Regions from separate parts of the Homo sapiens genome. Here region 1 is linked to region 2. Evidence: chromatin contacts called from ENCODE Hi-C data. All regions are on one chromosome and are shown on one strand. Each heading gives the region's core, a stretch centred on a gene start or an enhancer-like site at or near the end of the contact. The rest is flanking DNA. Distances are from core to core; before and after follow the strand shown. Region 1 has its middle 450 kb from the start of KC6. Region 2 has its middle 650 kb from the start of KC6.

Region 1 (2,700 bases), core at 55-2,554, 210 kb after region 2:
ACCTTCTAAGAAAACACAATACAAACACACAAACACCCCTAATACATCAAAACTTAAGATAGATCTAGATCTGTAACTCAGTTTCACCAAGCGCAAAACTGTGACTTGGACAAAAAATGATGTAAACTTCAGTTTTTTCATCTGTTAAATGGGGGTTATAATATCTATCCAATAAAGATTTTGGGAAGGTTACATAAAATGACATTTTAAACAGCCCAGGAAAATGTTTTGCCCAAGAAATTCCAGAACACTTTCTTTGACATTCCACTTACTCATGCAAATAGACATACATAATAAAAGGGGTGCTATAGTCAGAGTCTGTATCTACTGCCACAAATACTGTGCAGTCCTCAACCCAGGGGTGTCCTACACATAGAACACAAGGTGAGCGATGTCCTCTGAACTTGTCGATGGCCATAGCCCTGAATAGGGTCTGTTGGATTCTGAATTATTGAAGTCGACAGTGGACATTATTCTATTTAAATGAAAAAAATTGGGGCTGGGTACAATAAAATAAATGTCAATCTAGCAAATTTTATGTATACATGGTCTACTGATGGCAATTCATACACAATGTGTAATATCAGTGCTATATACTACAGCATTTTAGAACAAAATATCCATTTTGATAAGATGTTGATAGGAGTCAATTTTTATCAAAAATTCCTTCAGGTTCTATCTCTTTAGCAATTATGCATAAGCAATTTATATGTGGTTTATATTTTACTGTCTTCTCATTATCCCTCATCATATATTGTATATTTTTTTCACCATATCTCTCTTTATGACATTGCTTTCATATTATTCTTTTATTCTGAATCCTTCCATGCTTTCAAAGACTGTCTCATTTTCCAACTCTAACCTCATTGGGGTGACTTCTTCCTTCTGCCCCCACAAAGCTGATCTTTCCCCTGACAGATTCAGAACTCACCATCCATATCTCTCATTTAATTCTTAGACAATAATCCAATGCAGCCCATTTATTTCATTGTAATCTATCTTATTATCTAGTTTTAAAACTGCTGTGACCTGTTTTACAACTTGGAGTACAAACACACTTAGAGCACTGTAATATTTCTAATTGATATTTTATTCCCTTCAGTAGTTCCTAAAGGAATTTATTCCCTTTTCAAGACTTAACCACCTTGACTCCCCATTACCCAAGCCCGGGGCTGGGAGGAAGAGTTTAATGAGATTACCTCCAACATGACTTCTTGCTGTCATATGAGGTGGCTATTGAGGAGTCACTCTTCAGGGCTGGGGCTTACAGCATGTCTTGCTGGCTGTTTCAGATTCCTGCACAGGCAATCAAGATTCTTTAAGGGAAAATGACCTCATTCCTGCAGGAATGAGTTCCTGAAACCATATCCTATGTTTGAACTCCTGATATATTTCATGCCTTTGTTTATCCATATTCTGTTCTGTTACAAGCTGATCACACAATAATGGATCACTCTAAATTACACGGTAGGGCTTTGTTTGCCAAAAGGACTGAGTCAGAGACAACTTTCAGTTCTCTTCTCAGTACCTCCTACATGTTTGTCTTAAGCCTAAATCTAAGATCTCCTCTGTTTCTTAGGGCAATTTAATTCAGAGAGAGTTTGTCTTTTCTTTCTACTTGGTTTTAGGAGAGGCTGCTCTGTCTCCTGGCTAGGCCTCTCTACTTCAAATCTTGGACATCAGAGCTCAATGTGCTTCACTTCCTTTTTTTTTTTTTTTTTTTTTTTTTGAGACGGAGTCTCACTCTGTCGCCCAGGCTGGAGTGCAGTGGCGCGATCTCTGCTTACTTCAACTTCAACCTCCTGCCTCCTGGGTACAAGCTATTCTCCTGCCTCAGCCTCCCAAGTAACTGGGATTACAGGTGTGAGCCAACATGCCTAGCTAATTTTTTGTATTTTTAGTAGAGACGGGGTTTCACCAAGTTGAGCAGGCTGGTCTCAGACTCCTAACCTCAAGTCATCCACTTGCCTCAGGCCCCCAAATTACTGGGATTACAGGTGTGAGCCACCACACCCAGCCAATGTGTTTCACTTTCAGGAGCCCTTTAGGCAAATGGCTCTGGGCAAAATGATTCACCTACTTTGTAGGGAACTATTTACCATGTGTCTCAGACAGTGATAACCTTGATGGAGGCACACAATTTTCTGTTATAATCTTTAAGCAGTGGAAGCCAACTCATCCTACAGCACAAAGTCTGTACAACTCTTTCTGAGGCAGGGAATATCAGGTTCTTCACATTAAAAAAAGAAGCAAAAATAGAATTGAAAACCAAAAACCACAAAACAATGAAAAATACACATCCTGTCTACCTAACTAAATAAAATGCATCTTAAGTATCTCCTTTGTAGCTCCAGAAACTAGTGCAGGACTTTGCACATAAAGCTCTGTCATTTGGATAGAAAAGCACATAATTATCAAAATTAGGTATGGGAAGAAATTTAGAGGAAGACAATTTGCAATCACATTTAACCTGTAACTAGCCCAAGGTCATCACACTAGTTTGTGTCAAGGAAGCAAATGTATTTTATTGACTATGATATCTTGTTCATATGCTGTTTTGTTAAACCAAAAAGTCCTCAGAAATGAAGTCCTGAGCATCAACTTCTCTTACCTTTCCTATAAAAATTAATCCAAGTATGTATACAGTGGACAAATGGTAATCATTTCACAAGTCTGTGTTGAATAAATGAAAGCAAAAAT
Region 2 (2,700 bases), core at 42-2,541:
TCGGTAATCCCCATATCAAATCACTTTGCTGGGAACATTGATATTTGATAAATACATTTACAGGAAGCAGTTATCTTCAAACTCCAGTCTCATCAAGCATTGTCCCACCACAAAATATGATCAAAGATTAAGGACTCCAGGGACTCATGGGCTCTAAACTCATCAGCTTTGAATCCTGCTATAAATTATCCAAATGAGGCACTTGGCAAGATTCTTAACTGATTGTGCTATTCGGAACACCTCCATTTCAATTAGAGGTAACCATGATACATGACAGCAAAGAACAAAACTAATAATTTTCACTGATGTCAGGGAAGGTTATAGGACTTCAGGGAATTATAGCAAGTATTTCAAGAAATGCACATTCACGACAGCCTTCTTTGTCGGTGTGTCTGCTTCTTGAATGAGAAGCTTTTATTTTAGTTTCCTAGTTCATATCAGATGGGTTAAGAATGTATCCATATAAAAGTCTGGCTGACAGGGAAAATTGGTATGTTAGGGACTAAAAATATCAATGCTAAACGCCCAAATTCTGAATCCCTTAGGAGACCAGATGTGTCTTCAGTTTCAATCCTAAGTCTGGGCAAATGCTATGTAGGCAGATGAGGCAGCATGTACAAGTCAGCAGAAGTTAAAAGACTCCTGAGTCACAAATATCTGCTCCTCCTGGACTAGAAGCAATCTTGAAATTTCCACTTAATGTTACATCATAAAGCCTATTGTAACTGGATATATCTGAGCAGTGTAAAACATCGGCTAACACTGTAGGTTCCTTACCTTTTAAAAATACCCTGAGGATAAGCTTCCCTGAGTTTTTGAGGTTTCCCTGAACAGAAAACTGATAAGTTTCTTTTTAAAAGCAAACTCTGGGAATTGAGGAACTAGGTGTGCTACATATCAATAGAAAGCAATTTGATTCACTGGTCTTGGCATAGATATAAAAGTCAGAAAAACGAGTTTTCTTGTGCTAATTGGCTAATTACAAACTTTATGGCTTTGGCCTCATTTTTCTTAACTCTCATTTCAAATAACACACTCCCTAATATTCTCCCCAAATAGGGTCATTAATTTAGCAAACGTGTGTTGAGTAGCTACTACAGTCGTCCCTCCTTATCTATGGTTCTGCTTTCTGTGGTGTCAGTTACCTATGGCCAATTGCAGTCTAAAAATATTAAATGGAAAATTCTAGAATTAATTCACAACTTTTAAATTGTGTGTTGTTCTAAGTAGTGTGATGAAATCTCACCCTGTCCTGCTCTGTCTTGCTTGAGATGTGAACTCATCGTCCAGTGTTTCTGCTCTGCACACGCCCTACCCATGAGTCACTTACTGGTCATCTCCATTATCAGATTGACTGTCACACTATCACAATGCTTATGTATGTCATCTTTATTTTACTTAACAGTGGCCCCAAAGTGCAACCATAGTGATGCTGGCATATTGTTATAATGACTCTGTAAGATTCTTAGTCATTGTTGATAATCTCTTACTGTGCCCAGTTTATAAATTAAATTTTATCATTGCAAACAAACAAAATAGCTTGTTTCTAAAACTCTACACGATTCTACAAAGTGTGTATTATACTCTTAATTTTAATGATGAAGCTTAACAATGGTGATATGTTCATAGAAACATGTGATTATGCAATTCTGTTCTTGTGGGAACGTTATAGATTGTACTGAAACCTAGCTGGTGTACTCTATGACACACCTAGGCTGGTATACTATTGCTTCTAGGCTACAAATCTGGACAGAATGTTACTGTACTGAATACTGTAGGAAACTGTAACACAATGATAAGTAATTGTGTATATAAATTTATCTAAATATACATAAAGTACAGTAAAAATGTAGTATTGTAAACTTCTTCAAAATTTTTATTTTATTTTAGATTCAGGGAGTAATGTGCATGTTTGATACATGAGTATATTGTGTACTCTTGGGGATTGGACTTCTAGTTTTCCCATTATCCAGATAATCAACCTGGTACCAGTAAGTAATTTTTTAACCCTCATCTCCTTTTTACCCTCCCCCATTTTACAGTCTCCAGTCCCCTAGTATTTCCATCTTTATGTTCATGTGTACCCATTGTTTAGCTCCCACTTATGAGGAGAACATGTGGCCTTTTAGCTCCCACTTATGAGGAGAACATGTGGCCTTTGATTTCCTGTTTCTGAGTTATTCTATTAGGGATAATGTCCTCTAACTCCATCCATGTTGCCCCAAAGGACATGATTGTATTCTTCTTTTTATAGCTGCATACTATTCCATAGTGAAAATACGGTATTATAATCTTATGGGCCCACTGTGGTATATGTAGTACTTCATTGACTGAAAAGTCCTTATGTTGCACATGACTGCATGGGAAAAAAAACATAACACATATAGGGTTTGGTACTATGCACAGTTTCAGGCATCCACTGAGGTTCTTGGAGCATTTCTCACAGATAAGAGAGGACTACTGTATGTTGAAAAAATTTTATTAACTATCATAGAAGGATATAAAAATTAGTAAGATTTTTTTTCCCTCACCTCAAAGAATTTTTGTATGATCCTACAGAAGACATATTAAAAATAAATAAAAAGGCAAGAAAGCCTAGCTCTTCCTGACAGGTTATGATAAAAATAGCATATTTTTTTCTGTTCTATCTCTCCCAAATTCATAACTCCAGAATAACCATGAGAATATCAGGAAACCCAA

The links. Hi-C counts contacts between places; a loop is a spot of excess contacts on that map. Pooled maps may share reads with other maps.
Region 1: a map of PC-3 shows a loop between it and region 2 (8-fold over the local background). The contact joins two enhancer-like sites. A Hi-C loop is called at or near these places in 4 of 168 maps with a recorded cell type or tissue (IMR-90, PC-3, PC-9 and 1 more) and 2 of 50 pooled maps.

The regions. Positions count from the first base shown.
Region 1 is chr18:41,074,032-41,076,731 of GRCh38, forward strand. No RefSeq gene overlaps it. Among named protein-coding and RNA genes, the nearest start is that of KC6, 450 kb to the right of the region's middle. Within about 2 kb of position 1,305, at least 2 of the 41 ENCODE cell types and tissues checked have a DNase peak (open chromatin) inside an H3K27ac peak, as active enhancers do; they include PC-3, where a contact is called at or near this core.
Region 2 is chr18:40,866,985-40,869,684 of GRCh38, forward strand. No RefSeq gene overlaps it. Among named protein-coding and RNA genes, the nearest start is that of KC6, 650 kb to the right of the region's middle. RefSeq lists a silencer at 508-708. Within about 2 kb of position 1,292, at least 3 of the 41 ENCODE cell types and tissues checked have a DNase peak (open chromatin) inside an H3K27ac peak, as active enhancers do; they include PC-3, where a contact is called at or near this core.